Regions from separate parts of the Homo sapiens genome. Here all the other regions are linked to region 3. A link is an interaction called in ENCODE POLR2A ChIA-PET data of the cell type or tissue named here. Cell type or tissue: K562. All regions are shown on one strand.

What was found. ChIA-PET counts read pairs that join two places held together with the same protein. Peaks named below come from ENCODE experiments on the same cell type or tissue, not always from the same donor. Only the 100,000 strongest peaks of a DNase experiment are listed, where the experiment ranks them.
Region 1: POLR2A ChIA-PET joins it to region 3 with 5 read pairs; 1 of 35 experiments calls an interaction of 5 or more read pairs at or near these places.
Region 2: POLR2A ChIA-PET joins it to region 3 with 5 read pairs; 7 of 35 experiments call an interaction of 5 or more read pairs at or near these places.

What each region holds. Positions count from the first base shown.
Region 1 is chr11:72,776,553-72,781,552 of GRCh38, forward strand. STARD10 (StAR related lipid transfer domain containing 10) reads right to left here. Exons shown (of 7, transcript NM_006645.3): 2 at 4,423-4,742. The coding sequence starts at 4,629. Among named protein-coding and RNA genes, the nearest start is that of MIR4692, 4.5 kb to the right of the region's middle. RefSeq lists a silencer at 4,919-5,000. In K562, no CTCF peak of the experiment used is centred here; a DNase peak (open chromatin) is centred at 439; H3K4me3 peaks cover 1,395 bases.
Region 2 is chr11:72,197,124-72,202,123 of GRCh38, forward strand. It overlaps FOLR1-AS1 (FOLR1 antisense RNA 1), which reads right to left. Exons shown (of 3, transcript NR_199595.1): 2 at 1,390-1,613. Among named protein-coding and RNA genes, the nearest start is that of FOLR1, 7.5 kb to the left of the region's middle. In K562, no CTCF peak of the experiment used is centred here; no DNase peak of the experiment used is centred here.
Region 3 is chr11:72,116,664-72,121,663 of GRCh38, forward strand. No RefSeq gene overlaps it. Among named protein-coding and RNA genes, the nearest start is that of ANAPC15, 6.5 kb to the left of the region's middle. In K562, no CTCF peak of the experiment used is centred here; a DNase peak (open chromatin) is centred at 2,008.

The DNA.
Region 1 (5,000 bases), 660 kb after region 3:
GTGGCGAGATCTCAGCCTTGGCGAGTCAAGGACCTAGGTCCTGATCTAGCTTCAGCCATGTCCGGCTGTTTGGCTGTGCACAAGTGAATTCCTGCTCTGAGCCTCAGTTTCCACATCTGCTTGATGGGATTAAGGAGACCTGTCCCACACGTGGCCCTGACCTTCCCCATGACCCTTTTAAGTCCCAGAGACTAGTAAGAGTGGGAAGGGCCTTGGAGACCCCTGAGCCATCTGGCATTTCATAGGGTGAGAGGGTGAGGTGCTGAGGGGTCATGAGCTGAGCACTGGCTTTGGTGTCTGGAACCCAGGTGGCCTGTGGTGTGGGGTAGGTGGACAGTGAGACAGGGCTGGGAGGGGCCGCCTGAGCTTTTCCCAAAGGGGAAGGGGAGGAGCAGCAGGACAGGAAGTCAGAGGAGACAGGTCCCCACTGCCCAGCTTCCTGTGGCCAGCAGAGCCTCAGGCTCTCAGCCACACCCCCTCCCACACCTGCTCCAGGGCCAGGTCTCTCCTGTCATGGGCTCAGGCTCTTATCAGGCCTCATTCCTGCCCCAAGGCTGCCTGTGCAGTGGGTAGGAGGTCACCTGGAACTGTCTGTCCTCTCTCCACCAGGGTCTGAAGACCTCTGAGGAGATACGCAGGTCTCCCCTGCCTCTCATGCGGCCAGCCTCAGGAGAACAGAGCACGTGAGCATCCAGGCCAGGGCCTCACAGGCCACGTCCTCTGCTGTCTGCCTGCTCCTCATCTCTCCCCAGCTGGGTGCTGAGTTCAGAGGCTCTTGGAGCCAAGAGGGCCCAATGGCACAGACGGGCAAGCAGCCCAGAGAGGGGCAGGAATGTGCCCAAGGTCACATGCAACAGCCAGGACTGGACCCCAGCTGGCCCTGGTTGAATGACTGACAGAAGCTCTTGGTCTCCCGTTTCTCACACCAATACAGGTGCCATGAGGAAGCTGACCTGGGCTTTGAGAGACCTGAGTTCAGGCTCCAAGCTGCCCCCTGCCTTGTACCCAGGATCCACATTCAGCATCTGTCCCTGGGACAGGGACTGAACTGTCAGGAGGTAGTGTCTGTCTCTTTTCCAGTATTCAGAGCACAGTGCAGCCCTGGGGCCAGGTCAGGCTGGAGGCCAGGAGGGAGGGAAGGGGTGGAGGTGGCCTCCAACAGCCCCTTTCTCTTTGTCCTGGCTCCAACTACTGGGCCTTGAGCCACAGTGGCTTCCAGGGACCTCTGGACCCAGGTAAGGGGAAGAGAGATGAGGAAGAGGAATTGAATCAGGTAGATAGCTAGGTGGAGTCCCACCCCCACCCTGGGATCAGGAGCACGGGGCATGTCCAGGGGTCAGCTGGCTTTCCCAGCTCTGGGGACAGGCCCAGAGCAGGCTGAGGCAGGAGAGGGGAGGGGGAAAGGGGGGCAGAAGCTCAGCAAACACCTGCAGTTGAGTCCCAGCCTCCTGGAGTGACCCAGTCATCCCCAGGGATTCTGGCTCCAGACCTGCTGGGTGACCTTGGCAAGCCACTCCCCTTTGTGGGCCTCGGCTTTCTCATCCATCAAACAAGAATAGGATGATGAGAACAACGCGTCCTCCAGGCCTTCAAAGAGTTATTGATGGGGTTAAAGGCCACAGTGTTGACTAAGATGCGAGCCCATGTGGAGAGGGGCAGGGGCTCTGGAGCCAGGCTGGCATGGGTTCCACTCTTGCCTCAGCTGTGGCATGACCTTAGGCAAATAACATTACCTCACTCAGCCTCAGTTTCTTTGTTTGTAACACAGAGACAAGACTACACTGCCCCAGACTAGCCTCGGGGTAAATTAGATGATGGGGAGAAATGCTTGGCTCAGAGCAGGGCTCTCATTATCAGAAATGGGATTATCTGCATGGAACCTGGGAGTCCTGCAATCTTGGGGATGGGAAGCTCACAGGCCTCTGTCCATCTCTCCCAGAGCTCCAACTAGCTGTGCTGAGAGGATCAGGAGTGGGAGCTGGCACCTTGGGGTGCCCATAACCAGGGTCCCAGCCTCCTTCCTGGGTCTGGGCTCTGCTCACCTCCTCTCCCCACCCTCTCTCCATTGTAGGGAGCAAAGCTGGGGAGGCACCCTGCAGGGAGAAGCAAGGCAGGAGGACTGCCAAGATGCTGTAGATCTGGGTTCCAGACCCAGCTCTGCTGAGACAGCTGTGTGACTCTAGGCAGGTCCCTGCCCCTCTCTGAGCCCCAGTATCCTTGCCTGCATCCCAGGGGCAGGAGGGGTATGACATAGGGATTACCAAGGGCTCTTTGGCACCTCCAACATCTGTTCAGTCTGAAAGAAAAGGAGGGTAGGGTCCTGGCTGCCCAGGGTGTATGCCTGTCCAGAAGCCTACAACACCCCAGTTTTTCCAAGTCCCCGCCACCCACAAGGAAGGCCACCTGACAAGTCTGATCTGGCCACGAGTGGTCTGTTGCAGTCAGCCTGGCCCCAGACCCACCAATTCCAGGCCTGGGCTGGGTAGGGTTTATTCATTAACCAAGCCAGATGGAGGAGGTAGCTCCGCCCTATTGACACAGAGGGTGGGAGTACTGGCCTCAGTTCAGACCCCTCCTCCTCTGACTTTCTGGAGTGCCAGCTTGGTGGGGAAACTACACTTCTCCCCCAGTGTGCACTGCCCGCCTGAAGCCTTTCCCAGGTCACAGTCAGGCTCTCGTGAATTCCCTTCTCACCTTTCATTCAATTTGTTCCTTGGTTCTTTCCTCCCCCCTCTCTTCCACCAATATCCCTGCTCTAACTGTGTTGGATGCTGGGGACGCAAAGAGGACAGGACCTGAGAGGCTGAAGCGGGTGGATCACTTGAGGTCAGGAGTTCAAGACCAGCCTGGCCAATGTGGTGAAACCCTATCTCTACTACAAATACAAAAATTAGCTGAGTGTGGTGGTGTGCACCAGCAGTCCCAGCTACTGCTGGGAGGCAGGAGAATCACTTGAACCTGGGAGGTGGAGATTGCAGTGAGCTAAGATCTCGCTACTACACTTCAGCCTGAGAGACAGAGTGAGGCTTCTCAAAAAAAAAAGAAAAAAGGATAGGAGACCTGTCCCTGCTCTCAGGGAACAACCAGCTGGGACATGCCAGCTGCCTTCCCCATCCCTGCTCCTCAGGCTCAGACACAGGTTCTGAGGCCCTGGGCAGCGAATCCCAAAGTGGGAGACACACATGGAAACCCAGAGGGAAAAACAGTCAGATGGCCAAGGTGCAGACAGAGTCAGAGGGGAGAAGGGGAGGCAGAAAGTGAAAAGCAGATAATCGTGTGGGGATGGACAGAACTATATGTAAATGATTAAGACAAAGTGAGGCAGAAGGGCTCAGGGTCAGAGGGGAAAGGTCAGACATCTCAGGTCTTGGTAAGGGGCCAAGATACATGCCTGAACTAAGTCTGAGACTAGGTCCCAGGCAGAAGGGGAGGGTGGACTCCTCCACATTTCCAGGAGGATAGCAGAAGGGAGAAGGCAAGGAAGAGGAAGGCGAAGGGCACAGCCTATTGCCAGAGCCCATTGCAAGGGGACCTACCAGCCCTGGAAATGCAGCACCCACAGCAACATCAGATGTGTTGGGGGCAGCTATTGAGGCCCTTAAACCAGAGTCTTCACGAGCCCCTGCCCCATCTGGTCCCCTGGGGGATATGCGTTCCCAGGGTCCCAAACCCCAAGCCTGCCCTGCACGGCAAAGAGAGGAGAATTGTGGGGTTGGGAAGAGCAGGGGAGATGGCTGTGAGCGACTGATGTGTCTGCAACTGCTCCCTATGTTGGCTTCCCTTGACCCCAGGCCCCTTCCTTCCCCAGCCCACCTGTAGCCTGGCTCTGTGCAAGGCAGGGGTATTGGAGCCCTGCCTTCAGGATCTGCCAGCCACAATCCTGAGTCCCTGCAGGAGGCTAAGGGAGCAGCCAGGGAGGGAGGGAAGGGAAAGAGCAAGAGCAGGGCATCGGGCAGTAAGGAATCGGGTCCTGGGCAACCCAGGGTGCAGAAAGCGGGGAAGGAGACCCAGCTCAGGCTGAGAACCAGGAATCAGGGAGAGAAGGGCCCAGTCTCCCACCTGGAGTAACTCAAGTCAGGAACCAGGTGCAGGCTTCCCCAGCAGAGGGGTCCCTGAGGGAGACCACTCTCCTAGAAGGGCCTGGCAGCAGCCCAGATCCCTGGAACAGGCAGGGGCATGCAGAAGCCTGGGTTCCAGCTGAGAGAGGCAGGGTGAGTCACTCCTGCTCTCCAGGCCTCGGTTGGCCCATCTGTGTGATGGGGCTTGGCCCAGCAGACTGTGTCTCCTCCCGGTCCCTGGAAGGAGACTCTCTCTGGGCCCAGATATACAGCCAGGTGTCTAGCCCGGAGAGAGGACCAGGAGACTCCGGGAGAGAGGCAGTAAGGGTGCAGTGGAGGCTGCAGGTATAGCGGGCAACCCTACCTTGATCTTGTGCAGCGTCCGATCCATCTCCACAGCCTGCACCCAGACAGACACCCCAGCCCTGCTATAGGTCAGGTTCCAGCCCACCTCAGCCTCACACTCTGACCGGAAGCTGCGAAAGTCTTGGTCATCGGGCACCTGGACACTCTCACGGCCCAGGACCGGCCGAGGCCCTTGGGGCTCTGTAGAGGCCGCCAGCTTCTCCATGGGGAGTGTGGGGAGGCCCAGGGCCCTGGTCCTAGTCCGGCTCTCCTGGGTCCTCCGCGGAGGCTCCGACAACGTCGACGCGGCTGCAGATGCTGACGCCACCTTCCTGGGACCTGCAAGACCGGTTTGGGGACGGGAATCAGTGCGCTGGGGGCGCGGGTGGGGCTGTTCGGGGTCCTGGCGGGTGGGGAGCTGGAGAGAGGTAGGGGCTGGCCCCAGGGAAGGGCGGACGGGCGCTGGACAGCCTCGGGGTCCCCCTCCCGAGGAGCGCCCCAGACCCCCTGGGGCCGGCGTGGGGACTGCGTATGGGACGCGGTGGCCGGCGGGCGCCCGTCGGGACCCAGGGACTGGCCGGGACCCGAGGGGAGGGA
Region 2 (5,000 bases), 80 kb after region 3:
ACTGGGATTACAACCGTGAGCCACCACACCCAGCGCAGTCTCAGCTCACTGCAACCTCTGCCTCCCACATTCAAGCAATTCTGCCTCAGCCTCCCGAGTACCTGGGACTATAGGTGTGGGCCACCATGCCTGGCTAATTTTTGTATTTTTATTAGAGATGGGGTTTCGCCATGTTGGCCAAGCTGGTCTGGAACTCCTAACCTCAGGTGAACCACCCACCTCAGCCTCCCAAAGTGCTGGGATTACAAGTGTGAGACACCATGCCCAGCCTAGCTCAGGATTTTATCATTTAAACTGAACATAAGCTTCCCAGGGTTGATTCCTGTGCTGTGCTCAGCTCTCCAAAAGAAGAGGTGGGAATGGCTGTACCCAGCATGTTTTGGATGGGTTGCTGGGAAGAGGGTAAGGGTGGCAGCAAGAGCCATATGGCACTAACAGCTAATACCCACAAAGCATTTTCTGCTAGGCACTATCCTAAACTGTTTATACCGATGACATGTAGATACTACTGTCTGCATTTTCCATATGTAGAAACAGACACATAAATTAAAGAACATTGCCTGGCCAGGCACAGTGGCTCACACCTATAATCCCAGCTCTTTGGGAGGCCAAGTCGGGCGGATCACCTGAGGTCAGGAGTTCGAGATTAGCCTAGCCAACATGGCAAAACCCTGTCTCTACTAAAAATACAAAACTTAGCCGGACGTGGTGGTGTGCACCTGTAATCCCAGCTACTCGGGAGGCTGAGGCAGGAGAATCTCTCGAACCCAGGAGGCAGAAGTTGCAGTGACCAGAGATCACACCATTGCACTCCTGCCTGGGCAACAGAGCGAAACTCCGCCTCAAAAAAAAAAAAAAAAAAAAAAGAAAGGACATGCTCTTTCCCATCATGGAGTGAATAAATATGTGTGTCTTGAAGGGATAATGGGTCCATGGCTGACCAGAGGAGCTGGGCCTAAGCTGCTCTGCCAGAGCTAGGATGGGAACCCAAACTTCGACTCCTAAGCAGGTTCCAAACCAATAACCTGAAGGGTTTTAAGGCAGCGTTCTCCATTAAATATAGTTTGTAACCTTTGTATTAAGCCAGGTTATATTACAGTAACATTCGTAATATTTCTGTGGCATCATACAACTCACCTTTTTGGGTTTTTTTTGTTTGTTTTCTTTCGTTTAGAGACAGAGTCTCTCTCTGTCACCCAGGCTGGAGTACTGGCATGATTATAGCTCACGGCAGCTTCAAATTCCTGGGCTCAAGTGATCTTCCTGCCTCAGCCTCCTGAGTAGTTGGGACTACAGCTGTGAGCCACAACATCCAGCTAATATATACACATATAAAATATGTATTATATATATACAATAGTAAAGACAGGGAGGTTCTCACTATCTTACCCAGGTTGGTCTTGAACTTGCACTGAAGTGATCCTCTCAAAATGCTGGGATTACAGATGTGAGCCACTGTGCCTGGCCACAAATCATGTTTATTTCTTGCTCAAGCTGCAATGTTTAATGTGGGTTATCAGAGGGATTCTGTTCATTTCTCTTTCCTGGACTACATTAGCAGCCAGGGGGTTCTGCTTCTCATTCCAGGCCCAGGCTGATGGAGGCTCCATCTTCTATGAAACAGGAAGAGGGAACTTAGCGAATTCCATAAGGCTCTTCAAATTTCCACCTGTCACTTATATCATTGGCCAAATCAAGTCATGAGCATGCCTAAATTCAAGAAGGCCAGGAAAACATGATCTTATCATGTACTTGGAAGGACAGGAGAATCACAAGGTTTGCAACAGACCTCGTTGTTTTCTGGTCAGTTTCTATTTCATGCACGGTCATAGTTACAAATTTAATTTTTTGGTTAGATCCTAGTAAGAAGGAGGATCAACTCTTTAAACCTATGCAAATAACTACATCAACCCAGGCCGGGCATGGTGGCTTATGCCTGTAACCCCAGCACTTTGGGAGGTCGAGGCAGGCGGATCACTTGAGGGCAAGAGTTCAAGACCAGCCTGGCCAACATGGTGAAACTCCGTCTCTACTAAAAATACAAAAAAATCAGCCAGACGTGATGGCACATGCCTGTAAACCCCAGCTTGTTGGGAAGGTGAGGCATGAGAATTGCTTGAACCCGGGAGGTGGATGTTGCAGTGAGCCGAGATCCTGCTATTGCACTCCAGCCTGGGCGATGGGCAATGGAGTGAGACTCCGTCTCAAAAAAAAAAAAAAAGAAAAAAAAAAGAAAAACTACACACACACAGAAAAAACCAGAAAAACTACATCAACCCGAAAAGTGGAGCAATCCACTGCTGACCGCCCTGGGTAGTCTTGTAAACAAGGTCAATTGTTGCATCATGTTCTCTACAGGATCAGTGACACCATTTACAAATATGATTAGTTTACAGATATATTTGGATTAGTGGAATTAAAGATAAGTACCATCTAAAACCAACTTTTTTTTCTTTTTTTGAGATGGAGTCTTACTCTGTCACCAAGGCTGGAGTGCGGTGGCACAATCTCGTGTCACTGAAACCTCTGCTTCCTGGGTTCAAGCAATTCTCATGCCTCAGCCTCCAAGAAGCTGGGATTATAGGCATGTGCCACCATGCCCAGCTAATTTTCATAATTTTTAGTAGATACGGGGTTTCACCATTTGGTCAGGCTGGTCTCAAACTCCTGGCCTCAAGCAATCCACCTGACTTGGCCTCCCAAGGTGCTGGGATGACAGGCATGAGCCACTATGCCCGACCTATTTCTTTTACTTATTTATTTTGTGTGTGTGTGTGTGTGTGTGTGTGTGTGTGTGTGTGTGTGTGTGTTGGTTTTTGTTTTGAGACGGAGTCTCTCTCTTGTCCAGGCTGGAATGCAGTGGTGTGATCTCAGCTCACTGCAATGTCTGCCTCCCGGCTTCTACTGCCTCAGCCTCCTGAGTAGCTGGGACTACAAGCATGCGCCACCACACCCAGCTAATTTTTGTATTTTTAGTAGAGACAGGGTTTCTCCATGTTGGCCAGGCTGGTCTGGAACTCCTGGGCTCAAGTGATTCACCCACTTCGGTCTCCCAAAGTGCTGGGGTTGCAGCCGTGAACCACCAAGCCTGGCCCACTTCTTTTTTGGACCAAAAGCATAGGTGATGAATGCAAAAATTGATAAATTGGACTTAAAATTCAAAACTCTTGCCCTTTAAAAGACAGCCTTAAGAAAATTAAAAGACAAGCAACAGACTGGAGGAAATATTTACAAAACACATCTGATAAAGCATCTGTATTCATAATATACAAAGAACACTTACAACTCAGTAATTATAAGGCAGTTGACCCAATCAAATAATGGGCAAAAGAAATGAACAAACTTCATTAAAGAAGATACATAGGTCGAGTGCGGTAGTTCATGTCTGTAATCCCAGCACGTTGGGAGGCTGAGGCGGCCGGATCACTTAAGGCCAGGAGTAAAGACCAGCCTGGCTAACATGGCAAAACCCTGTCTCTACTAAAAATACAAAAATTAGCCAGGTGCGGTGACACATGCCTGTAATCTCAGCAACTCGGGAGGCTGAGACAGGAGAATTGCTTGAAACTGGGAGGTGGAGATTGCAGTGAGCTGAGATCATGCCACTGCACTCCAGCCTGGGTGACAGAGCGAGACTGTGTCTCAGAAAAAAAAAAAAAGAAGATACACAAATTATGAGTAGTTACGTGAAAAGATACTCAACATTATTAATCATTAGAAAAGTGCAAATTAAAACCCCAGTAATATACCATTTTATACCTATTAGAATGGCAATAATAATAAGATAGACAATAACAAATGTTGGCAAGGATGTGAACCCTCACACAGTGCTGGTGGGGATGTAAAATGGTACAGCCCTTTGGAAAACAGTGTGGCAGTTTCTCAAAAAGTTAAATGTAAAACTACCATACAACTCAAAATTCCACTTCCAGGTATCTACTCAGGAGAAATGAAAATCAACATAACAAAACTTAATTATGAATATTCATAATATTAGGTATCATTATACATAATAGTCCCAAGCTGGCAATAACCTATATATACGTATACACGTATACACGTATACACGTATACGTATGTACACGTATACACGTATACGTATGTACACGTATACACGTATACGTATGTACACGTATACACGTATACGTATGTACACGTATACACGTATACGTATGTACACGTATACACGTATACGTATGTACACGTATACACGTATACACGTATACAGACGTATACACGTATACGTATGTACACGTATACACGTATACGTATGTACACGTATACACGTATACGTATGTACACGTATACACGTATACGTATGTACACGTATACACGTATACGTATGTACACGTATACACGTATACGTATGTACACGTATACACGTATACGTATGTACACGTATACACGTATACACGTATACATACGTATACACGTATACACGTATGTATACGTATACACGTATACGTATGTATACGTATACACGTATACACGTATACACGTATACGTATGTACACGTATACACGTATACGTATACACGTATACACGTATACACGTATACGTATGTACACGTGTACACGTATACACGTATACACGTATACGTATGTACACGTGTACACGTATACACGTATACACGTATACGTATGTACACGTATACATATGTATGTATACATACATACATACGTATAAGTATACATATGTATGTATACATACATACATACGTATAAGTATACATATGTATGTATGTATATATATTTTTTGAGACGGAATTTTGGTCTTGTTGCCCAGGCTGGAGCGTAATGGCGTGATCTTGGCTCACTGTAACCTCTGCTTCCTGGATTCAAGCGATTCTCCTGCCTCAGCCTCCCAAGTATCTGGGAGTACAGGCACACACCACCATGCCTGGCTAATTTTTGTATTTTTTAGTAGATACAGGGTTTCGCCATGTTGGTCAGACTGGTCTTGAACTCCTGACCTCAGGTGATACACCTGTCTCGGCCTCC
Region 3 (5,000 bases):
TCTAATGGAATTATAGTTCACGTGATGAATGGTATAACAGGGATAGGTTCTAAAAAGAGAAAAGTGGGAATGTTAAAAAGTGAAGAGCAGTGTGGGAGGGGAGGTGGAGAAGGCTCCTCAGAGAAGATGAGACCTTGCAAGAGGAGTTAGGAAAGAATATTCTAGTCAAGAGCAGACAGCATGTGCAGAAGTGCAGAGGCCTGAAAGGGTGTGGTGTGCCCAGGACATGGCATTGACCGAGGGCCTGTTGTGTGGCCATCGTGGTGATGTGCACTGTGAAAGAAACAGGACCAGGAGACAGTACCCTGTGCTCAAAGGACAAGGCACAGCCTTGGAGGAGGACAGGGACATGCTGAGAAAGGCTTCCTTGAGCAGGGGAGACTTCTGCTGGGTCATGAAGGATGCTTCATAGTTCGAGTCAGAGAGGAGGAAAGAGGAAACCTCCCAGGTGTGAGGGGCCTCCTTAGGCAGGGGCTGTGGTTGGAAGGAATAAGGAGAATGCCCAGGCAGGAGAGCATGGTGTGTGGAGGGCAGGCTGGTCGGGTGGGAGGGGCTGCAGAGCTCCACTGGGTGGGCTAGCTGAGGGAGTGCACCTTAGCGTGGAGTATAAGGCTTGTTCTGCCTCATGGTCACTCAACACCTCATTTATTTCCCATCATTGTGGCCTCCCTGGACCTGACTCTGAGTTTGGGATGGATAGATGCGTTGGAAGGGATCTCTGTGAATTATCTTCCAGTTCCCTAGAAAGCCAGCCCCAGGAGAGGTGCTCCAGCCAGGTCCCTATCTGCATGGTGGTTTTGCGTATGTTTGCTTACCACAAATATATGGTAAGGTTTCCTCACTAAGGTTTAATGGGCTAAGGTTTCCTCACTCTGACTACAGCAAAATAGATGCAAAGTTTGAAGAGAGGCCCTCTGCATTGGAGGCAAAGGCTGAGGAGACACAGACCTACACACACACACACCCCCCCTCACTTTCATGCAGAGGTGGTAGGCAGAATGAAGGCTCCCTGGAGATACCCATGTCCTAATCCTATGGTGTGTATCCTACCTGGCAAAAGGGACTTTGCAGATGTGATTAAGGTTAAGGACTTTCACATGGGGTGATTATCCAGGTGGGCCCAATCTATTTACATGAATCCTTAAAATCAGATAAAACTTTCCCAGCTGTGGTCAGAAAACAAGACGTGACAAGGAAGAAGCATCAGAGAGATTCTACATTGCTGACTTTGAAGATGGAGGAAAGGGCCATGAGCCAAGGAACACAGGTGGCCTCTAGAAGCTGGAAAAGGCAAGGAAACGGATTCTCCCCTAGGGCCTCCAGAAAGACCTACTGTCACCCTAATTTTTTTTTAATTTTTTAATTTTTTTGAGACAGTCTTGCTCTGTCCCCCAGGCTGGAGTGCAATAGTGGGATCTCGGCTCACTGCAACCTCTGCCTCCCAGGTTCAAGCGATTCTCCTGCCTCAGCCTCCCGAGTAGTTGAGATTACAGGCGCCCACCACCACACCCGGCTAATTTTTGTATTTTTAGTAGAGACGGGGTTTTGCCATGTTGGTCAGGCTGGTCTCGAACCCCTGACCTCAGGTGATCCGCCTGCCTCAGCCTCCCAAAGTGCTGGTGTGAGCCACCGCACCCGGCCCCTGACACCCTAAATTGAGACGCATGTTACACTTGTAACCTGCAGAACTGTAAGTTAATAAGCTTGTGTTGTTTGCTGGGCACAGTGGCACATTCCTGTAGTCCCAGCTACTCGGGAGGCTGTGATAGGTGTGTTACTGGATAGTGCTCTGTAATTTCAGGCTCTTGGTGTCCTGAACAAAGAACTGGACCAGACACACACAGATATTAAGCACAGTATTACACTCTTAGAGGGGGAGAGTGGACTGACCTCTGGCAGATGAGATCAACATTAGTTTTGTGTACTCTGGGTCTTTGTGTGTGTGTGTGTGTGTGTGTGTGTGTGTGTGTGTGTGTGTGTGTGTGTGTTCTCTTCCCAAGGCTGCCTAATCTCTAGCCAGTGTCTGCCTTTTTGATTGATAGATGTGTTGCTTAGTTACTTTGGCCCTTGTGTGTCACCTCCATCCCATAATTTTAAGTACATGAGTGATTTGCAGTCCATATGCATGAGCTTCAATGAGCTAATTACCAAACGGGGTCATTTTAAGGATACTTTTTCTCTTTAATGTGCATGCCCATCTCTGAGGAGCTGCCCGCAACAGGTTTGGTCCGGATTTAGCCCAGATGGGGGCTTCTTTTTCACTTTTGTTTTGGCTGTTCTGGTTTTTATCTCGCTTCTTGCTCACCTGCCCCTTCACCTGGCTTCTGCTCCCTGCTTTTACTCATTCTGCCCTTGATCCAAATTTTAATTCCCTTTGCTATTCTCCTGCTGTATTTTCCCTCTTCCCCTGCTTCAGGAGGATCGCTTGAACCCTGAAGTTTGGGACCAGCCTGGGCAACAGAGCGAGACCTTGTCTCAAAAATCAATTAATTAATTAATTTGTGTTGTTTTAAGCCACTTAGCTTGTGGTAGTTTGTTATGGCACCAACAGAAAACAAATGCACAGGTACACACGTATATCCTCCCACCCTGATAGACAACCACAGTCATACACGCTCAGGCAGATACAGGCAGGGAGACCCAGGAACATCAGCTGGCCCTAAGTGGGGGCTGGGGAGAAATGAAGCTTCAGGTGTGTGCTGCGGGGTGGGTGGTAAGGCCTGCTCCTTGGCTGGTGTGGAGAAACTTTGACCACATTTCTCAGTCTTAACTTTGCTCTGCTTCCTCTCAGTCCTTACGTCATACTTTTAGCAACCTTTACAACAACATTTTGTCCTAAACCCTGTTGCAAATACATGTATGAACCTCAAAGACTATATATTAAATGAAATAAGCCAGTCGCGAAAGGACAAATACTGTAGGATTCCACTTTTCTGAGGTTCCTGGAGAAGTCAAATTCAGAGACAGAAAATAGGATGGTGGTTTCCAGGGGCTGGGGAGTAGGGAGTTATTACTGTTTTGGTATTTTTTTGTTTTTACAGATATCCTGTTTCTACTTAAAGAGTTATTACCGTTGTCAAGCTGGGCATGGTGGCTCACGCCTGTAATCCCAGCACTTTGGGAGGCCGAAGTGGGCAGATCACGAGGTCAGGAGATCGAGACCACGCTGAAACCCCGTCTGTACTAAAAATACAAAAAATTAGCCGGGCGTGGTGGCGGGTGCCTGTAGTTCCATCTACTCGGGAGGCTGAGGCAGGAGAATGTCTTGAACCCGGGAGGCGGAGCTTGCAGTGATCCGAGATCGCCCACTGCACTCCAGCCTGGGCGACAGAGCCAGACTCCATCTCAAAAAAAAAAAAAGAGTTATTACCATTGACCATGAACAACACAGGTTTGAATTGCATGGGTCCACTAATATGTGGATTTTTTTCAATCACAGATAAAAAATACAGTATTCAGAGGTTGCGAAACCCACATATATGAAGGGTGGGACATCAGTATGTGTGGATTTGGGTATGGGGGGCTCCTGGAACCAATCCCCTACATCTGTTGAGGGAGGATTGTATTTAATGGATACAGTTTCAGCTGGGGAAGACAAAAAGTGTTCTGGATGAGCCTGGTCATGGTGGCTTATGCCTGTAATCCCACCATTTTGGGAGGCCGAGGTGGGAGGATTACTCGAGCACAGGAGCTCAAGACCAGCTTGGGCAACATGGCAAAACTCCATCTCTACCAAAAATACAAAAATTAGCCAGGTATAGTGGTGTGTGTCTGTGGTCCCAGCTACTTGGGAGGCTGAGGTGGGAGGATTGTTTGAGCCCAGGAGGTAGAGGTTGCAGTGAGACAAGATGGTGCCATTGCACTCCAGCCTGGGTGATAGAGCAAGACCCTGTCTAAAAAAAAAAAAAAAAAAAGAGTTCTGGATGGATTCACAACAATGTGAATGTACTTAATGTGAGTGTACTGAACTGGACATGTAAAAATTGTTAAAATGATAATTTTTATTATATGTATGTTGTCACAATTAAAAAAAAAAACAACTTGTAGATTAGGCACCATTTTGGAGAATGGGTTCGGGGGAGCCTCCAGTCGAACTTCCCCACTGCAGTGCAGCTGGAAACTCAGTAACTGGTTCTCTGACACCTCCCCGCCACTCCCACCCCAGTGCCACATATCCCCATCTCCATGCCCCACTCCAGTCCAGAGCCATCTATCGCCTGGGCTACTGCAATAACTGGCTAGCTTCCCGCCACACCACTTCAAACCATACGTGGCTGCCTAAAACCTTTCCCTGGCTTCCCATTGCTTTTAGCCTGTGAGTTGAAGTCCTTGCCAGGCAAGATCTGCCCCTGCCTTCCTGTCCACCCTCATCTAGAGCCAACCTCGTCCTTGCTTTCTGCACCCCAACCACACCCCAACAGTTTTGCAGATCTTCAGACCCACTAAAACATGTTCTGCCTCAGGGCCTTTGCACAATGCTCCCATTGCCTGGGACTCTGTCCTTCTTCTTTACTGGGTCAGCTCCCTCCATTTTGGTCTCAAGAGAGGTCCCCCCTGCAGATTAGCTCTGGTGCAAGGAGCACTCTTCCATAGCATCTTCTCTTTTCCTCATGGCATCTCACCTAATACATACACTCACACACACATTTATGTGTGTGTGTGTATATGTGTGTGTATATATATAAAACATATATTTTATATATAAAATATATGTTTTATATATATAAAATATATTTTATATATAAAAAATATTTTATATATATAAAACATATTTTTATATATATATATAAAATGTATGGTAAAATATATGTAACAAAAAATTTACAATTTTCACCTTTTTTTTTGGACACTGAGTTTCACTCTTGTTGCCCAGGCTGGAGTGCAATGGCGCGATCTTGGCTCACCACAACCTCCACCTCCTGGGTTCAAGTGATTCTCCCACCTCAGCTTCCCAAGTAGCTGGGATTACTACAGGCACGTGCCACCATGGCCTGGCTAAT